Regions from separate parts of the Homo sapiens genome. Here region 1 is linked to region 2. Evidence: read pairs that join two places in POLR2A ChIA-PET (ENCODE). Cell type or tissue: K562. All regions are shown on one strand. Links, peaks and the distances in the headings refer to the core of each region. The heading gives the core; the rest is flanking DNA. Region 1 holds the start of E2F2 (E2F transcription factor 2). Region 2 holds the start of RPL11 (ribosomal protein L11).

What was found. Peaks named below come from ENCODE experiments on the same cell type or tissue, not always from the same donor. Only the 100,000 strongest peaks of a DNase experiment are listed, where the experiment ranks them.
Region 1: POLR2A ChIA-PET joins it to region 2 with 16 read pairs; 15 of 35 experiments call an interaction of 5 or more read pairs at or near these places.

The regions. Positions count from the first base shown.
Region 1 is chr1:23,522,839-23,533,193 of GRCh38, reverse strand. E2F2 (E2F transcription factor 2) reads left to right here and starts at 1,961. Exons shown (of 7, transcript NM_004091.4): 1 at 1,961-2,652; 2 at 8,706-8,811. The coding sequence starts at 2,401. It overlaps LOC101928163 (a long non-coding RNA gene), which reads right to left. Exons shown (of 3, transcript NR_110799.1): 2 at 6,124-6,264; 3 at 4,775-5,789. RefSeq lists silencers at 1,730-1,869, 2,407-2,555, 4,711-4,907 and an enhancer at 4,563-4,692. In K562, for the core only: no CTCF peak of the experiment used is centred there; DNase peaks (open chromatin) are centred at 3,153, 4,373 and 4,833; H3K4me3 peaks cover 1,195 bases.
Region 2 is chr1:23,686,937-23,697,291 of GRCh38, reverse strand. It overlaps RPL11 (ribosomal protein L11), which reads right to left and starts at 5,486. Exons shown (of 6, transcript NM_000975.5): 1 at 5,463-5,486; 2 at 4,533-4,683; 3 at 3,379-3,485; 4 at 2,501-2,632; 5 at 1,384-1,494; 6 at 457-948. The coding sequence starts at 5,468. The coding sequence ends at 919. RefSeq lists an enhancer at 5,205-5,524. In K562, for the core only: CTCF peaks have their summits at 4,944, 5,145, 5,592 and 7,470; DNase peaks (open chromatin) are centred at 5,154 and 5,551; H3K4me3 peaks cover 2,558 bases.

The DNA.
Region 1 (10,355 bases), core at 2,699-7,698, 160 kb after region 2:
AAACAAGGTATGAAAACGAAGCCTTGTTTTGTTGAGGTAGAACACACTAAGGGTCCCAAGAGGGTAAGAGCCATTCTGGCTGAGAGGAAGCAGGCAGGGGAGGCTTCTTGGAGGAGGTGAGATTTAAGCTGGCCCTCAAAGGACCAAAAAGGACCAATGAGATACGTAGACTAGAGTAAAAGGGTCTTATGCACTGGAGATAAGGTCAGAGATGTGACCGGGAGCGGTGACTCACACCTGTAATCCCAGCACTTTGGGAGGCCAAGTAGGGCGGATTGCCTGAGGTCAGGAGTCCGAGACCAGCGTGGCCAACATGGTGAAACCCTGCCTCTACTGAAAATACAAAAATTAGCCAGGCATGGTGGCTGGCGCCTGTAATCCCAGCTACTCGGGAGGCTGAGGCAGGAGACTCACTTGAACCTGAGGCAGGAGAATTGCACCGCTGCACTCCAACCTGGTGACAGAGTGAGACTCTGTCTAAAAAAAAAAAGTCAGAGATATAACAACAGCTGCCAATTCTTGAGGCTCCTTATGATCCAGGTTCTGTGATGAAAGCTTTATATGCATTATCTCATGAGATTTCCTCATGATCATATGAGGTAAGTGCTATTAGGAGGAGAAAATCAAGGATCAAGGATCAGAGAATTTACAAAATTTGCCTTGGTCACACAATGAATAATAAAGTGTCTGGGCCTGGGTTTGAATTCGGGGCTGTTGGCTACAAAGCCTGGGCTCTTAATCATCATGGGTTATTGCCACCTTGGCCTCAACCATCTAATGAGGAATTAAGCTGTGGACTGTCTCTGGAGGGCTTTGAATGCCAAGGCTCAGACTTGCATAAAAATCACACAGCACCAGGCAAGAAATCAGACCTGAAATCTAGCAGCAGCTTCTAGCAACTTTTTACCACTCACTACCCAAGTTTGCTTCTCTGAGCCTCTCTAAACCGGAGTGATGAGGAATGTATTATCAGCAATGAAGGTTTTTGAATGAGGCAGAGAGGCTCTTGTGACAAAAGGATTGTTTAAAAGAAACCTAGAGATGTTCAAACATTTACTGAGTATTGGGTCCTAATAATACAACTGTGAACAAGACAAAGCTCTGCAGTGGGACTCTGACCCTGCTGTGCCCCCAGGCAGCTTGGGAGAGTAGAAGAACCCCTTAACTGGAAAAACAAGGGCTCCAGAGCTGGGACCTGTCCCAGATTCTGTTGCCAGCTCTCAAATCAGGGAATCTCTCTGTATGACCTTGGGCAAGTTACCCAGCCTTTCAGACTGTCAGTCTTTATCATGGGGATCATCATTCCTCTTCCCAGGATTGTTGGAATAAATTAACTAAAACAACGCTTGTAAGGATCTAGCATGGTGCCTGGCATCCTGTAGGCGCTGAATAGATGTTAGTTTTCCCTACAAAGAAGTAGACTAGTTTGCCTCCGTCCCTCACCCCTCTGCCATTAAAGGGAACAGGTTCCTGGCCTTCATTTTAGCAGGAAAGGGGATATGAATGCACATGTGCTAGCTAAGCAACAATGCAAACTAACAAAAGGGCCTGTGGCCTGGGGAATACACTGCTGGGTCTGGGCTCAGGCTGGGACCCCGCGCCAAAATGTTTCCCTTCAATCCCAGGGAATCCGGGCCCATTTCTCGGGGCGCTGTGCACTGCTCTGGCCGCCTCTGCACTGTGAATCCCGGAACCACCCTCTGTCTCCGTCTCGCCGGCTGCTAACTAGCGCGGCCGGCGGCTGGCGGCACCAACAGCAGGTGTGGCTGCCCCTTTAAGCAGCGAAGCTAGTGTTGCAATCGCCGCCTCGAGGACGCGTTCTTTCCGGGGGGGGGGGGGGGGGTGGAGCCTGTACTGTCGCAGCAGCCAACCGGAGCGCGGCATTTTCCGCGGGAGATCCGAATTTCGCGGCACGACGTTTGGCGCTAAAAAAAAAAAAAAAAGAAGAAAAAAAAGAGGCAGAGAAAGACTCAAGGACTAGAGAGCGAGCCGCAAGGAAGTCGGTGCAGTCGAGACCCCCCTCCCCATCCCAGCGCATCGCGTCTCCGCCGAGCTTGAGGGCACGCCGGGGACCCCTCCCCAGAGCCGGCCGGACCCCAGGTGCCGAGGCCTTGGGGAGCGCGGGGCGTCCCGGGTCGCGGTGCCCTCGGGACGAGACAGCCCCTGGCAGTGCCACCACCGCAGCCGCCGGGCGATCTCCAAGCGGCGATCTCTAAGCGCTGCTCTCTGCTCGGCCGCGGGCCAGGAGGGGAGGGTCCGGCCTTGCCCCGCAGGCGTCCATTGGCGGCTTCCCCCGGCCTCCGCGCCATGCCGCGGGCCGTGTGAAAGGCGGCAGCACCGGAACCCGCAGGTGTCCGCGGGCGCGCCAAGCCCTTTTGGGTAGGGGGCGCCTTACTCGCTATGCTGCAAGGGCCCCGGGCCTTGGCTTCGGCCGCTGGGCAGACCCCGAAGGTGGTGCCCGCGATGAGCCCCACAGAGCTGTGGCCATCCGGCCTCAGCAGCCCCCAGCTCTGCCCAGCTACTGCTACCTACTACACACCGCTGTACCCGCAGACGGCGCCTCCCGCAGCGGCGCCAGGCACCTGCCTCGACGCCACTCCCCACGGACCCGAGGGCCAAGTTGTGCGATGCCTGCCGGCAGGCCGGCTGCCGGTAATGCTGGGGGCCCCCACCGCTTCCCCCTATGCTTTTCCAGGTGTGGGAAAGGAGGGAGGGGTGCCTGAGATCCAGTTTGAGTGGAGCAGGTAGAGTTTTGGGAAGAGGGAAGATGAGCTTTCAGTTTCCAGGACCCAGTGCCCCCAATATCTGAGTAGAAGACCCCTTCATTTTCAGACTTTGGATGAAATAATCTCATCCATTCTAGTGGAGTGGAATGAGCACTGGATTGCGAGTCTGGAGGGAGACCCAACTCACTACTCCCAGTGCACTGTGTGACCTTGGGGAAGTCCATGCAGCCAGCGTTGCCGCCATTCATTCATTACTTCATTGTTTGGCCAGAAACCAGTACTGGGTGCCTGCTATTGTCCAGGCAAAGAGTATGGCCTGGGGACACTGTGGGACTTTGGTAAGACAGAGGGATAGGTCTAGTGGGTCTCTCACATCCAATCTGCCATGGACAGACTCCAAATTGTCCAGCCAGCTCCTGAGATAGCCCCAAGTATCTGCCCTAGGTCCTCCCCCAGGCCCAGTCTTCCCTCCCAGACAGCCATGTAGCAGATACAAATGTGGGCAGCCCCCTTGGGTTCTGTTCAGATTGGCTGCTCTCTCCTCAAGCTCCCAGGCTCGTTGCCAGAGAGGGCCCAAAGTGTAGTGGCACCAGGCTGCCTGCTGACCTGGGCTCAGGGTGTGTTTTGTGGGAGTGGAATTCCTGGAGCCCGTGTGAATCAAAACAACTTTAGGGTGGGGGGTGGAGTGGGAAAAGCCTGGGGGAGTGGAGGTGGTGGTGGTTGAGGAGCCTGGTTTCTGGTGTGACTCTGCCACTAATTCTCTGTGTGTCCTTGGACAAGTCTTGGACCCAGTCTGGGCTTCAGTGTTCTCTCCTTCACAATGCGTGTGTGCACAGGGTGGCTGTGGGGCTAGCTCTTCTCAGCCACATTCAGCTCCAGGTCCTGGGTTTTGGAAGCAGGCTCCAGGGAGAGGAAGGGGGTGTTGTAGGTTTGCTTAGTTGTGAGTTTGGTGAATAAGTTCGGGTACAGGGATAAGACCACCCCCCACTGCCCCAGAGGCATCTGGTCAGACCTGTGCTAGTCAGCAAGCACGGATGCCCAGCCAGCTCTGGATGCAGGCAGAGCCACCACTCCCTGCCAGTGGACTCAGGCTTTGCCCATGTTCAAAACGTTAACCTTCCTGGAGACCCTTCCTGCACATGATTTCTAACTAGGAGGGCAGTGGGCAGGAATGGTATTATCCCCATTTTACAGGTTAAGCAACCGAGGATAACTGGGATTGGGTATCTTGTGTTCAGTGTTTTATAGCCTAAAACATCTTTGTAGTTCGTGAAATAGATGGCATTAATAGCTCCATGTTACAGGGGGAAACTGAGGCTCAGAGAGGGGATGTGACCTAAGGTCAGAGATGGGGATGGGGTAGAGTGATGGGACTCACAAGGCAGTCAGCTCTTCTGTCTTTTATTTTTTATTTTTTGTAGAGACAGGGGTCTCCCTATGTTCCCCAGGCTGGTCTCAAACTCCTGGGCTCAAGCAATCCTCTTGCCTCAGCCTCCCAAAGTGCTGGGATTACAGGCATGAGCTAGCTACTCTAATGCACCTGGTCAGGCAGCAGGCTCTTCTCTATGTAGCCTTGACTTTTTTTAATACTGCCTAACTTAGGAGCTGAGCTCCCCCCAGGGAAGGGAGCTTTGCGGCAGGCCCACTCTCCTCTGGCCAGCTGCTTTCAGACTGGAAGTTTCAGTAACAGCTGTGGTTTTACACTGCTTTGAACCCTCCCAGAGGAGCCCAAGTACATCTGTCTGTACCTCCCTCCCAGAAGGGCTCAGTGATCTTAGCAAGAAGGTCTCTCTTTTACTGAGTGCCTCTCGTGTGCCAGACACTGCTTGGCACTCTTCACGTTCATTATCTTGGTCAGGATGTCCAGAATGAGGCACCTTGCAGATAAGGAAACTGAGCAAAGAAAGGAAGTCACTTGCCTGGGTCACAAGTGAAGAAGCAGGGGAGTCTCCTTGCAGCAGACCACCCTAAAGCCCTGCCAGGCCCAGAGCTCCCGCTCCTGTCAATCCCCAGATGCCCGGGGCCCAGCCCCGTGGGCAGGCCTGCCCTCTGCTTACTCATTTTACAAGGGCGTGACCTGGAACAGCTCCAAACCCAACCCTGGGTGTGGCCGCTTGCTTTGTGGCCGGGCTGCAAAGTGCAGGGTGAGCAGGATTTGTTGTGGAGCTTCTGTTTAAAGGGACCTCAGGCACTGTCCAAGGATGGCAACCAAGTTCAATGGCAGAATGAAGGCCACAACCCAGATCTCCTGGCTCCCTGTCCAGAGCTCTTTCCAAGTCCTCTGAGGAAGGCTCAGGGAATGCCCCTTTATCGCATGCCTCCTCTGGCCAGGCGCATGGCATCATTCTCTTTCACGCCTGCAGGAAGCTCTGCCCAGGCTGGCTTGCAATAGCGCCATCTCTGCTCACTGCAAACTCCACCTCCCAGGTTCAAATGATTCTCCTGTCTCAGCCTCCCAAGTAGCTGGGATTACTTTTTGTATTTTTAGTAGAGATGGGGTTTCACCATGTTGGCCAGGCTAGCTTCGAACTCCTGACCTCAGGTGATCCACCCGCCTTGGCCTCCCAAAGTGCTGGGATTACAAGCGTGAGCCACCACGCCCGGTCCTCCTTTTCTTTCAATTTGTCTACATTTTCCAGATTTCCTCTTGTGAGGCATGAAAGAAAATAAACATTTTAACACACAACTCTACAAGGCAGGTCAGGTGAGGAGGTGTAGGCTCAGAGAGGCAAGACAGTGAATCCCAGGCTGTTCAGCTACGAAGTGGCAGAGCTGGGATCTGAAAGCAAGGTTCGACCCCTTACATTTGCTCCTACCCCCACCATCTGACTTAGGGCTTAGGAGAGACCAGGCTCCACTCTGCGTGACCTTGGGCAAGTCAATTCCTCTTCCCCAAGTCCCAGTTTCCTCACCGTGGTGCCCGTAAGGGGGTTGTGCCTGGTGATCTCTGACCCTCTGCACTTCTGCAGCTGCCTGAGGAAGGAGCTGTACTCTTCTCCATAGGGGTTGGCAGGGTGGGCTTGCGTCCTGACCAGGCCTTGAAGATCCAGCCAAAGGGGCTGCCTAAGAGCGTCCAGGATAGGGCTAAGCTGGCCTCTGGCTGTGGCCATAGCCTTTGCTCTCCTCCCCTCATCGCAGTCTCTTTTCAGCTCACCCTTGAACTTTCCCCTTTTCCCACTGGTGCTCCCCATACATCAGTGCTAGCAGCTCCCTGGTGGGGGCACTCCCTATGGGCAAAGCGCTTTGCTGCACTATCTCACTGAATCCTCAGCATAGGTGGAGACAATGATGCCCATTTTATAGGTGACTTGACGTCAACTGATTTCCCAGCTAAGAAGGGGAAGGCCTAGATGCAAAGCCAGGCCAGTCTGACTCCAAGACCTGTGCTCAGCCTCACCTTGATGCTGATCCTCCTGGGCTTGTCCTCTGCCACCTGTGTTCTGCAGGTTCAGCCCAAGCCATAGGCTGACTTTCCTCTGGGCACTGTCCAAAGGTGTCAGGGAGGTATCCTTAGGGGGACACTTGCCGCATTGGGACCCTGGGAGTGCAGAATAAGGGTGAAGGAGAGTGAGAAAAGAGAGAAGGCTGTGTGTGTGTGTGTGTGTGTGTGTGTGTGCAAGTACATGCAGTGATGGGGGCAGGTGGGCGTAGCCCAGGCCTTGGCCCAAATTCTAGCAAATCCTGGGGCAGCGTGTGTGGGATGCAGCTGAGGCAGCCTGGTACATGGCTTTGCAGTCAGACAGGCCTGGGTTCAAACCCTGGCTCCGGCCTTTGTGTGACCTTGGGCATGTGCTTACTCTCTGTAAGTCTCCATTTTTTGGCTTCCGAGAGCCAGTGCCAATACTGATGTGGTAGGACTGTTACGAGCATGTAACAGGCTCAGCATAGATATTCTGTTCAAGGTCTTCCTGGGATTCTTTCTGGTTTGTTCTGGCGGGGGAGACAGGTGTGGCTGGGGAGGCTCTGGGCTGCCCCACCTCTGCCTCAGGTAGAACTCCACCTGAGCTTCCCTTCCTCTCCCTGCCCTTGGTGCTCCTGCTGGGGGATATATGAAGAATACTAGGATGTGCAGCCTTGGTCAGGATTGATGGAGGCCTCGGAGCTCCCCAAGCCTCAATTACTTCAGCTGTACAATGGGGATTAGTGGTATGGGAAGATTCAGTGAAGTGATGAATGTTGGGGCGTGGTTCAGGGCATGTGGAAGGTCTCAGCCAGTGACTGGCCCTTTCTCTAGTGACAGCATGGGGCTAAATCTCTAGAATATAGGATTTCACCAGTTAGGAAGGTAGAAAAGGAATATTCAAGAGACTCATTCAAGAATGAGCAGTAAAGTGTTTGGATGGTTTCCAGGTCTCGGTAGTGGTGGAAAGCAAGAGTGTTATATCCAGGCTCCTCAAACCAAGGAGCAGGGCTCCTCACATCAGCCCAGGAAGACTTCCTGGAGGGGGCAGGAGTGGGGGAAGGGGAACTGACAGCAGGAAGAGCTGTCACCACCTCCAACACCTGTCAGCCCAGCTGTGCTCAGCAGCAGTTAGAAGTCTCAGCCCTGCTGAGCATGACCTCACCACTAAATGTTAAAATAGGCCTCTCTGTCCAAGCCAGGGTAGGGGTGTCTGGGGGATCCAGAGTTGGAAAGAGGAAAGAAATGGGCTCGATGACCCCCAGAAGGATGTATGAAGGAAGAGGTCGAGATTAGATTTTAGGGAAGGGACTCTGTGTTTCCTGAACACCTACTGTGTGCTGAGACACAGGCTGAGAACTTTACAGAAGTTAAAGGAGCAGGAGCTAACCAGGGTCTTTCTCCCACATGCAGACAGGGAGCTAAATAAGTGCTTCAAAGGGAAGCCACGCGGGGATTAATTCAGCCTGTTCCAGGGTTTTTAAGATGCAGAGGCTGCCCAGGTAGTGCCTTCCTTGAATCCTTACAATAGCCCCTTGAGGTAGGCATTTTTACCCCATTTACAGAGGAAGAAACTGAGGCTCCTTAGATGTGTAACATTTCCCCCAACTTGTACCGTGAGCCTGCGAAGGAGCTGGAGATTCAAGCATGGGTCTCTGACCTATGTCCCAGTGTCCCAGTGCCCCAGCTCTGCCCCTGCCCTGCCCCTGCCCAGCCCTAACCAGGAGAGAGGCCCTTTCCGGGCCAGTGCAGCTCTGGGCCTAATTGGGGCCCGGGTGGCAACAGGGTGGAGAGGAGCAGATGGGTCTGTGGTTTGATTTCCCCAGCAGGTGTTTCCCAAGCTTGGCGGGAACAGAAAGGGGGAGCTGGAGGGGGGGGGTGGCCTCAGCTGCTTGTCCTTAAGACACGGGAAGGATTCATTGTCTGCCCCTCTCGGCAAAGAAAGAATGGCAAATGCAGTCTATTCAGGAGGCCCTGGGGCCCTCAAGCTGGAGCCCAAACATGGGGGTGGGGATGTTTGCACTGCTTCCCACTGTGGGCACCTCCCTGGGTTGTGGCACTGAGCCAGGAAGTCCCCTGGGTCTGGGCGGATGCCCAGCCCCGCCCTGATAAGGACCAGCTGTGGGACTGTGATGGGCACTCAGTCTAGCTGGGCCAGCTGCTTCTGTAGGGGGGCCCTTTCCCCACCCTGATGTGGTTTAGGCCCCACCCACTGCTTCCTCCTGGTATCATCCTCTGGGTGTGGTGGGGTGAGGAGCAGGTATAGGAGCCGGCTTAGGGCCCGTGGTTAAGGAGCTCTGAGCCCTTGGCCAGACTGGCTTTGGTAGGGTCTCAAGTGCCTGGGCCTCAGAGGATGGGAGTTTTATTTGCCCTTCAGAAAACAAGATTTCCCCTGAAAGCTCACTTCTCAGGTCACTGATGTTTTCCTATCAAGTACAGCAGTGCTTCACCAGGACTGGCGGTAAACTGAGGCACAGAGGTGGCTGCTAAGTGGCTTCATTGCTTTGGCCCCACATCAGGGAAAGGCTAAAGGAGGAATGATTCTCAAACTCTGCCTCTCTCTCCCCCTTTTCTCCAAGGCCAAAAGGAAGCTGGATCTGGAGGGGATTGGGAGGCCCGTCGTCCCTGAGTTCCCAACCCCCAAGGGGAAGTGCATCAGAGTGGATGGCCTCCCCAGCCCCAAAAGTAAGCAGTGCTGATGGGGCCTCTGGGGTGGGGTGGGGCAGGGGCAGAGGGCAGTGCCCTGCCCAATCACTGGTAGTCATATTTGGATCACTTTCCAGTTTACAAAAGCTTCCTGCGTATTTTATTATTTGATCCTGCCAGGTAGGTAGGCTTGTCTGTCTTTACTAATCAGGCAACTTGAGACTCAGAGAGCTTGAGTGACTTGCCCATAGTCTCAGAGTGGAGTCAGGACTAGAGCCTGGACATGTAAATCTTGCATTACTTCTGTGTTTTTTTTTGTTGTTGTTGTTGTTGTTGTTGTTGTTGTTGTGAGACAGGTCTCGCTCTGTCACCAAATGTGGATTGCAGTGGTGCCATCTTGGCTCCCTGCAACCTCCACCTCTGGGGTTCAAGCAACTCTCTCACCTCAGCCTCCCAGGTAGCTGGGACTACAGGTACATGCCACCATCCCTGCCTAATTTTTGTATTTTTAGTAGAGACACAGTTTCACCATGTTGGCCAGGCTGGTCTTAAACTCCTGACCTCAAATGATCCACCCGCCTCGGCCTCCCAAAGTGGTGGGATTACAGGCGTGAGCCACCATGCCTGGCCAGTCTCGCACTACTTCTACCATACCATGTACTGCTCTCATGATCTAAACTCAATGACCAGTGTTTTATTTGGGAATTTATTATTTTTAAAACGTTTTAATGTTTAGGTCAAGGTAAATTTTTCTAAATCAGAAGAGCAGGGGCTAACCAGGGTCTTTCTCCCACATGCAGACAAGGAGCTGAATAAGTGATTCAAAGGGAAGGGAAGCACAGATTAATCCAGTCTCTGCCACCCCAAAGGTTTTTAAGATCCAGAGGCTGCCCAGGTGGTGCCTTCCTAAAGCTAAGTTGGAGGGGGTTGCTGCCTCTTGATATTTTCAGTCAATATCCTGGATAGGCTGAGCGTGGTGGCTCACACCTATAATCCCAGCACTTTGGGAGGCCAAGGTGGGCAGATAACCTGAGGTCAGGAGTTCCAGACCAGCCTGGCCAACGTGGTGAAACCCCGTCTATACTAAAAATACAAAAATTAGCCGGGTGTGGTGGCGCATGCCTGTAATCCCAGCTACTCAGGAGGCCAAGGCAGGAGAATCACTTGAACCTGGGAGGCAGGTTGCAGTGAGCCAAGATCGCACCACTGCACTCCACTCCAGCCTGGGAGAGAGAGTGAGACTCCATCTCCAAAAAAAAAAAAAAATCCTGGTTAGAGCAGGAGTTAAAGCAACTGTGTTTGGGAGGAACACTAGTTTTGGGGGTCCAGGTAGGATTCTGCTCCGACCTGACAGGTCACTCCTGTGAACCTTAGTTGTTGTGAACCTTAGTTGTCTTGTGTAAAAGAAGACACAGCTAGATCAGGAATGGCAAGAAAGTTTCCTCTACATTTGATTGGTCAAGGCTGCCCAGAGCACTGTCTTGAAGGATCCTGAGGCTCATGATAACTGGTCCTCCTCCAGAGGAACCTAAGACTCTAAAATTCAGGTTCCAGAATTACTGGATTGGCCACTAACTTGCTAT
Region 2 (10,355 bases), core at 3,195-8,194:
GGATGAGGCAGGAGAACGGCGTGAACCCAGAGGCAGAGCTTGCAGTGAGATCGCGCCACTGCACTCCAGCCCAGGCAACAGAGCAAGACTCGTCTCAAAAAAAAAAAAAAAAAAAAAAGACAATCACCACAGGGAAAGTATTTTCATTTTTGCACCAAAGGGAAGCAAGCTAGCAGAAGTAATATTTCTTATACCCAAACACAAAAATGAAACCCCTTTTGAGCACTACGTGGCTGGTGCTAGTCTGAGCATTTTGTTAAGTATTAAATCATTTAATCCTCTGAGAGATACTACTATTACTGCCTCCTGATACAGATAAGGAAACTGAGGCAGATTAACAACTCACCCGAGGTAACAGTTAAAGGAAAGGGCTGGAAACGGAAAGACTGCCCTCTTATCTGCACATACTGCCTCCCAAGAACCTTATACTCTCATTGTAAAAGAAACCTGAGCCTGAACAGTTAAGTCTAAATTTAATCTCAACCATCACACCAAAGCCTGTCATTCCTTCATGACGCATCAATGCTGATAAAATTTCTAGTACAGAACAGAATCACTGAATAGCAGGGGGCCTCCTGGAACACAGGAGCACTGCACCCTGCTTAACCAAGGCTCTAAATTCAAACCCCAACATCAACCAAACCCTCCCCTCCAAATGGGGCTACTGCACCACAGCACATCAACCAAGGTGTGGCAAGCACAGGCAATGAATGCTATGAAGCTTGGACTTGGATCTGCCAGGAAATACTGGCATCCAATCAGAGGATGACGGGGTTGTTACCAGCTACTCCCATCGAAGCTTTAAGTGGCTTGAGGTCCAAGGACTTGAATATGGCCAGGATCCTTTCACAGAACACACAACAGAATTGCACATTTCACTGAAAACTTTTTATTGCTCTTTTGGATAGAAACGGGAATTTATTTGCCAGGAAGGATGATCCCATCATACTGAAAGAGAAGAGATTTAATTTTTTCAGAACAGGAGGCAACAGCAGAGATTGCAGCAATGGCTAACTTTTGAGAATTCACATCTGATTGATACATGAACTTGGGCTCTGAATCCCATCCTTTTCTGGACTAAATAGGAAGCTGGCTGGTTTTTACACTGTGCTGAACTGCACTATCATCTGAGAAAGGGGGCTCCTGTTAAAAGCCATATTCCTCCCCTTCCATCTACCCCCATTCATGGTGACAGGGAGAAGGCCTAGTTCTGGATGTTCTTTTAAACCATCATCCCTGGAAGCCCCTGATTTGTCAAGATGCCCAATATTCTAACTTTAAAGAAGATACCCAGCAAATAGTACTATATTTTGCATCCCCAAATCCCAACTCCATTCACCAACATCACATTCCACCACTTCACTTGAGATAAATCAGCTTTACCTTCTGCTGGAACCAGCGCATGGCCTCCTCTTTGCTGATTCTGTGTTTGGCCCCAATGCAGCCTGTCCTGCGCTTCTTGTCTGCGATGCTGAAACCTGGCCTACCCAGCACCTGTCCCAGGAATAACCAACAGTCACCTAGCCAGCTCAGAGTCAAGAGCAGATGGACAAGACTCACACATTACAGACAGATCTTCAAAGAGTCACTTGGCAGCCCAATGGATTCTGGAGCAAGACCCATGATCTGTGTCTGACAAAGCTGCCACCAGCATCCCACGCAACACACAGCCATACTGTAAGTTTGCTTTGGAGGCTGGAACTTTCAGCACCCCCCTAACCCAGCCTATTTTCCAGTGGTGCTGAGGATCCTCCATTACTGCTCCCAAATCTCCATTTTTCTTTTTAAAAGTAACATTTAAAAATCTATTGCCACACCAGCAGTGTAGAAAACATACAACTCTGAGAAGCACAAATATATATATTTTCTTCCTTCTGCTTCAGCTCAAAAATGCTTCCCAAAGGTGTGCTGTTCCTCCAACATCCTGTGAGTATCCAAGTCTTATTACTTGTCTGTCTAATGAGGGTGCCACCATCTTTCAGGTTCCACACTAGTCAGGACTTCTGATTTAGGCTATTCAGTTTTATTGTTGGACCAAAACACGGCAGTAACACAAAAGGTCATTTCTATGTTAAAACCCCCTTCCTGAGCAAACCACTGCATCACCCAAAGCTGTTTCTATAGGAAGAACCAGGGGGAGAACAGCCTCAGTGCAGCCAACCAACCCATAGGCCAAATGTGGCACCAATACTGCCTCTCTCCAAAGTTTCAAATCACTGGCTGGAGGGAACAGTTTCCTTCATCCACCTTTAAGCCATGTGGGTGCTTTACAGATCCTCGACTGCAAGTTCCCCAACAGCAGGGATCTTGTCCACCTTGTTCAGAGCTGCACCCCTACATTTGCCACAAATGAGGCACATTTCCCCAAGGGGGAGGAGAACACAAAGGCAGACAATATTCAAAGCTGCAACTCAACATGTGAACACCAACATACCACATATGAAATAAAGATTCCCCTCTCCTCACAGACCAGGAGCGGGAAAAGATTAAATATTCATACCACATAGAAGTCCAGGCCGTAGATACCAATGCTTGGGTCATATTTGATACCCAGATCGATGTGTTCCTGGATCCCAAAACCAAAGTTTCCAGTATCTGAGAAGTTGTTTTTTCTTAACTCATACTCCCGCACCTGTGGAGAAAAATGCAGCAATAACATTCCTTGTCATCTTCAACTCCCTCCCACCCCCAAGTAACTATTAATAGCTCAGCCTGCAACATGCACCCCAGAGCAAACAGAAGTCAATGAAACTTGGCTGAGAACACAACCTGACTTCCTCACTATACCTCGACTATAGATTCACACCCCAACTACCCAGTATGACCTCTCCCAGCTTCCAAAGAGCAGAGAAAAACCCAGAGAAAGCAGAGGCATGAAATGACTCCCAAGCATCCTTTTTCTTTTTTTTTTTTGAGACAAGAGTCTCACTCTGTGGCCTAAGCTGGAGTGCAGTGGCACAATATCAGCTCACTGCAACCTCTACCTCCCAGGTTCTAGCAATTGTCGTGCCTCAGCTTCCCGAGTAGCTGGGACTACAGGAGCCCGCCACCAAGCCCGGCTAATTTTTATCTTTTTTTAGTAGAGATGGTGTTTCACCATGTTGGCCAGGATGGTCTCGAACTCCTGGCCACAAATGATCCAACCGCCTTGGCCTCCCAAAGTGTTGGGATTACAGGCGTTGAGCCACCGTGCCCAGCCTCAAGCATCTTTTAAACCACCAAGAACAGTTTAACCCTGCTGATTGTAGAAAAAGCCTTTTAGAAGCTTAAGTAAATAAATATCAAGACACCAAAGAACAGAACATTAAATGTAACTTATCTACATGTGTTACTAAAGGAGTGCTGATCAATATCACTCCATTAGGGGATTAGGCTCACCTTTAGACCCTTCTCCAAGATTTCTTCTGCCTTGGCCCCTCGAACTGTGCAGTGGACAGCAATCTTTTCATTTCTCCGGATGCCAAAGGATCTGACAGTGTATCTAGCTGCAGGAAGTGGGTAACAAGGAGTCAGATGCCATCATACCCCCACTACACTCACCTCTTTCCCAGAACACCATCTCCATGACTTAAAGAGACATTAAGCATTCATCCACACTCTTTTAAGTTGTGGTGTTCTAATTAGTGTCTCCCACATCTATTAATAAGATTTCATCCACAGCACAGATTTTCCCATTTCCAGACATCCAGCCATCCTTCAGCAGTTAAGAACAGTCATAACGCCGAAGTTCCAGGAAGGGCAAGGTCACAACCAGAATAGGCCGAAGAAGCCACTAGTAAGATTATCATGTTCCAAAGAAAACAAAGCATTATTGACAACATCTACTATTTGCTGAAACCTTATTGTACTGTTATCCATATTTTACAGGTGAGGTTTTGAGAGGTTTATTAACTTGCCAAACATCACAGCTGGTAACAAAAAGCAGGAGTGGAATCCAAAGACTTGCCATATTTCACTGTCCTAAAGCAACTACACATGTACAACTCATTTTATCTTCCACAATTATAAAGTATTACCCTCTTTATGCAAAGAAAAAAGCAGAGGTCCAGAGAGCCCAGAGTCAGACCAGCAAATGGTGAAGCCATCACTCAAACCCAGGCAATCTGTATACAACTTTTGAGATAGGGTCAACCAGGCTGGAGTGCAGTGGCACTAATATAGGCCACTGAAGCCTCATGCTCCCGTACAGCCCTGTTCTTAATGCAGCCTATATAACCCTAACTGCTAATCAGATCTAATGATCTTTACTTCGTTCCTGACATTTCCACTCTATCTCATATCCTAGTTACTTAGGAAAATCTTTACTTGGGCTAGTCTTAGCTTAAGATCTGCTCAAATAAAATCTAGTGTTCCAATCCCACACGCCATCTTGAATAAAAAAAAAAAAAAAAGACACCTCTTGGCCGGCTCATGAATTTAATGCTTTAAGTGATGCCGACTGTCACTTTCTAAACAGACTCGACAGCAGGTAAATCAAGAAACAACCAAGCGACCCAAGCAGGCAAACCCTGTATGTCCTTGTGACTACTCACCTTTGGAAAACACAGGGGTCTGCCCTGTGAGCTGCTCCAACACCTTGGCTGCTCGCGTCAGTCTGTCTCCACTCTCCCCAACACAGATGTTGAGACAGAGTTTGCGGATGCGAAGTTCCCGCATGGGGTTCTCCTTTTCACCTTGATCCTGCTGCAACAGGGAAGAGCAGCAGTCAATACACTCACAGCTGAGGGCCCTGAGTTTTACTACTTTCTATCTGCACAGCATTTTTATTTCTGCTCATCCCAAATCGTAACGAAGACCCTGAATGTTTAAAAGGTATAATGTTTAGGGGACATCAAGGGAAGAAGACAGCTCGGAACCTATCCTTCCTCCACGAACGGAACGGGTGAAGAGAAAACTCAGGACAGTTATTGAGTGTTAAAAGATACGGACACTGAGATCGAACCCTAAGAGGCTCAGGGTAACAAAGAGCGCCCCCATTGTAAGGCCAACTAAGGGGAGTGAGCGAAGAAACAGAACTTAATTGCTCAGTTAACAGGAAACACGTGGTTATGCGACGTCCAGCATCCTATTCGGAAGCTGTCTAAAGGCTGGCACCTTCCCTAAGCGGAGCAACCGACTAAGGTTTCCTAGCACCGAGCAAGTCTCAAGTCCCCGGGACCAGGAAAAGGCCCGGACCCCCCTGCCTCAGAACCCTCCATTCACCCCATCTGCCCCCGCTGCAGCCTCCTGACCGTGCTTCTGAGCACTCCGGGCAAGTGCCCGGAGCCGCTCCTAAAACGATGGCAGGGAAAGTGACAGAATTCAACCCTGCGTCCTTGGCTCGAACGGCTCTGCTAGTTTTGGGCCAGCAGGCATTGCGGGCTCCATATTCCTCGGGCTGCGGGCGAAGTAGCCCCCGCAGGCTCGGCCTGCCATGGATGGCGACGGATAAAGGAAAGCAAATCCAGGTCCCAGCTACTCACCGCCATGATGGAGAGCAGGAAGAGAAAGCGGAGCTTCCGGCCGAGGGCCTTATGGGCCAGGAGGCGGGCTCTTTTCCCAGGCTAACCACAGAGATGAAGACGAGGAAGAGAGGCGCATTTGGCAAAGCCCTGCAGCGTCGGCTTCTCCCTTGTGGGTAGTGCTAGCCACTGCAGGCGACGCTGGCTGAAGACCGGGATCTGGGTTTTCCAAAAATAGTTTTTGAAAGCTCCCGAATCAGCACGTCCTTGAGTTTCCGGACCTTGAGGACGTTCTCTCCTCCCAGTGTCACGAGCTGGTGGTCCTTGTGTGATGAGAACGCCAAAACTACATTAAATCAATCATGCAAATTATGACGCAAATTTATTCTGTAACAACGTAAACAAATATAATTTATTTATTTATTTATTTTTTGAGACGGAGCCTCGCTGTGTCACCCAGGTTGAAGTGCAGTGGCGCGATATCGGCTCACTGCAACCTCCGCCTCCCGGGTTCAAGCGATTCTCCTGCCTCAGCCTCCCAAGTAGCTGGGATTACAGGCACGCACCACCATACCGGTCTAATTTGTTTGTATTTTTAGTAGAGATGGGGTTTCACCATGTTGGTCGGGCTGGTATGGAACTCCTGACCTCAAATGATCCACCCGCCTTGGCCTCCCAAAGTGCTGGGATTACAGGCGTGAGCCACCACTCCGGGCACAAATAGAATTTATACAAACGGAAAGGAGTGGTGGTTTAAGAGTCCCGAGCTTGAAGACAGGCAGATGTGGTCCTGTCTCGACCAGCTAGTAGCTATGTGACCTTGGGCAAGTTACTACAGGGTGCGTATTCCTAACCTGAAAAGCCTGGGACCAGACGGTTTTTAGATTTGGGATTTTTCCGGATTATGGAATATTCGCATAAACATAATGAGATATCTTGGGGATGGAACCCAAGTCTGAATATGAAATTAATTTATGTTCCATATACACCTTATACACATAGTCTGAAGGTAATTTTATACAATATTTTAAGTAAGTTTGTGCATGAAACAAAGTTTGTGTACATTGAACCATCAGAAAGCAAAGGTGTCACTATCTCAGCCACCCTTGTGGACAATCTCTGGTTGGTTGGCCTAACCATTTTTCCAGACTGTAAATGTATATGCTATTGATAAGCAATACTTTCTTACGCTTATTCACATATAAGTACTTAACAGCGGCCGGGCGCGGTGGCTCACGCCTGTAATCCCAGCACTTTGGGAGACCGAGACGGGCGGATCGCGAGGTCAGGAAATCGAGACCATCCTGGCTAACACGGTGAAACTCCGTCTCTACTAAAAATACAAAAAAAAAAAAAAAAAAAAATTAGCCGGGCGTGGTGGCGGGCGCCTGTAGTCCCAGCTACTCTGGAGGCTGAGGCAGGAGAATGGCGTGAACCTGGGAGGCGGAGCTTTCAGTGAGCCGAGGTCGCGCCACTGCACTCCAGCCTGGGTGACAGAGCGAGACTCCGTCTCAAAAATAAAAAATAAGTTCTTAACAGCAAAATATATGCTATGTCATTAATACAGTGAAAAAGTAATGTGTTCAGGGCAACTAAGCAGCAGAGGAGCATCACCAGAAAACCTGGATCAGCTGTGAAACAACAGCGACCCACCCCCCCTCCCCCCACCACCACACCCGACCCCGGCCCCGCCAACCAGGCCAGGTGCTGTGGCTCACACTTGTAATCCCAGCGCTTTGGGAGGCTAAGGCGGGTGGATCACTTAAGGTCAGGAGTTCGAGACCAGCCTGGCCAACGGGGTGAAACCCCGTCTCTACTAAAAATACAAAAATTAACCGGGCCTGGTGGTGCATGCCTGTAATCCGAGCTACTCGGAAGGCTGAGGCAGGAGAATCGCTTGAACCGAGGAGAAGAAGCTTGCAGTGAGCCAAGATCACACCACTGCACTCCAGCCTGGGTGATAGAGCAAGACCCTGTCTCAAAACAAACAAACGAACAAACAAAAAACAGCGACCACAAGTGGCAGGCTTTCAGTCTCCACCTATGATGCAGTGTTTTGATTAAAAGATTACTGTACAATGTATTTTTTTTTTTAATTTTTATTGATCATTCTTGGATGTTTCTCGCAGAGGGGGATTTGGCAGGGTCATAGGACAATAGTGGAGGGAAGGTCGGCAGATAAACAAGTGAACAAAGGTCTCTGGTTTTCCTAGGCAGAGGACCCTGCGGCCTTCCGCAGTGTTTGTGTCCCTGGGTACTTGAGATTAGGGAGTGGTGATGATTCTTAACGAGCATGCTGCCTTCAAGCATCTGTTTAGCAAAGCACGTCTTGCACCGCCCTTAATCCATTTAACCCTGAGTGGACACAGCACATGTTTCAGAGAGCACAGGGTTGGGGGTAAGGTCACCGATCAACAGGATCCCAAGGCAGAAGAATTTATCTTAGTACAGAACAAAATGAAAAGTCTCCCATGTCTACGTCTTTCTACGCAGACACGGCAACCATCCGATTTCTCAATCTTCTCCCCACCTTTCCCCCCTTTCTATTCCACAAAACCGCCATTGTCATCCCGGCCCGTTCTCAATGAGCTGTTGGGTACACCTCCCAGACGGGGTGGTGGCCGGGCAGAGGGGCTCCTCACTTCCCAGTAGGGGCGGCCGGGCAGAGGCGCCCCTCACCTCCCGGACGGGGGGCTGACCCCCCCACCTCCCTCCCGGACGGGGCGGCTGGCTGGGCGGGGGGCTGACCCCCCCACCTCCCTCCCGGACGGGGCGGCTGCCGGGCGGAGACGCTCCTCACTTCCCAGACGGGGTGGCTGCCGGGCAGAGGGGCTCCTCACTTCTCAGACGGGGCGGCTGCCGGGCGGAGGGGCTCCTCACTTCGCAGACGGGGCGGATGCTGGGCGGAGGGTCTCCTCACTTCTCAGACGGGGCGGCTGGGCAGAGACGCTCCTCACCTCCCAGACGGGGTCGCGGCCGGGCAGAGGCGCTCCTCACATCCCAGACGGGGCGGCGGGGCAGAGGCGCTCCCCACATCTCAGACGATGGGCGGCCGGGCAGAGACGCTCCTCACCTCCCAGGTGGGATGGCGGCCGGGAAGAGGCGCTCCTCACTTCCCAGATGGGATGGCGGCCGGGCAGAGACGCTCCTCACTCTCCAGACTGGGCAGCCAGGCAGAGGGGCTCCCCACGTCCCAGACGATGGGCGGCCAGGCAGAGACACTCCCCACCTCCCAGACGGGGTGGCGGCCGGGCAGAGGCTGCAATCTCGGCACTCTGGGAGGCCAAGGCAGGCGGCTGGGAGATGGAGGCTGTAGCGAGCCGAGATCACGCCACTGCACTCCAGCCTGGGCACCACCGAGCACCGAGTGAACCAGACTCCGTCTGCAATCCCGGCACCCCGGGAGGCCGAGGCCGGCGGATCACTCGCGGCCAGGAGCTGGAGACCAGCCCGGCCAACACAGCGAAACCCCGTCTCCACCAAAAAAGCATGAAAACCAGTCAGGCGTGGCGGCGCGCGCCCGCAACCGCAGGCACTCGGCAGGCCGAGGCAGGAGAATCAGGCAGGGAGGCTGCAGTGAGCCGAGATGGCAGCAGTACAGTCCAGCCTCGGCTCGGCATCAGAGGGAGACCGTGGAAAGAGAGGGAGAGGGAGACCGAGAGGGAGAGGGGAGAGGGGAGAAGGGAGAGGAGAGAGGGGACTACACTGTATTTTTTTTAAGGTGAGAAGAAACATCAGAAGCAGTTGAGGGAGCAGGAAGTGGGTCCCCTAGGGACAAGGAGGCATTCTCCTGGATGGCTTTTTAAAATGTTTCCTCCAGAGTCATCTGCCTTTTTTTTTTTTTTTCTATTTTTTTTTGTTTGTTTTTTGTTTTTTGTTTTGTTTTGTGGCAGGGTCTTGCTCTGTTGCCCAGGCTGGAGTGCAGTGGTGTGATCTTGGCTCACTGCAGCCATGACTTCCCGGGCTCACATGATCCTCCCACCTCAGCCTCCCACGTAGCTGGGACCACAGGTGCACACTACCATGCCCAGCTAATTTTTTAAATTTTTTGTAGAGATGGGGTCTTGCCATGTTGCCCAGGCTGGTCTCCAACTCCTGGACTCAAGCGATCCTCCCACCTTTGCCTTCCAAAGTGCTGGGATTACAGGCATGAACTGCCACACCAGGCTTCATCTGCTTCATTACCAATGGTTTTTGTCTTAGACATGATTTTGTTATGAATGCATTCTGCTCTTGCCCCTCAATAAGCTCATCATGCATTTTCTCTTTTTTTTTTCTTTTCTTTTTTTTTTTTTTGAGACAGAATCTCACTCTGTTGCCCAGGCTGGAGTGCAGTGGCTCCATCTCGGCTCACTGCAACCTCCACCTCCTGGGTTCAAGCAATTCTCCTGCCTCCGCCTCCGGAGTAGCTGGGATTACAGGCGTCCACCACCATGCCCGGCTAATTTTTGTGTTTTTTTTTAGTAGAGACAGGGTTTCACCATGTTGGCCAGGCTGGTCTCAAACTCCTGACCTCAAGTGATCCACCCGCCTCAGTCTCCCAAAGTGCTGGGATTACAGGCATGAGCCACTGCACCTGGCCTACAAATCTTTAAAAATGTAACATCATGTCTCGTCTTAAATTTCTGCAACCAGCCAGGTGCAGTGGCTCATACCTGTAATCCCAACAGTTTGGGAGGCCAAAGTGGGAGGGTTTCTTGAGCCTAGGAGTTTACGACCAGCCTGGGCAACATGGCAAGACCCTGTCTCTGCAAAAAATTTATTAGCCTGGCATGATGGTGTATGTGTGTGTGTTCCCAGCTACTTGGGAGGCTGAGGTGGGAGGACTGCTTGAGCCTAGGAGGCTGAGTCTGCAGTGAGCCATATTTATGTCACTGCACTCCAGCCTGGGTAATAGAGTGAGACCTGTCCCCA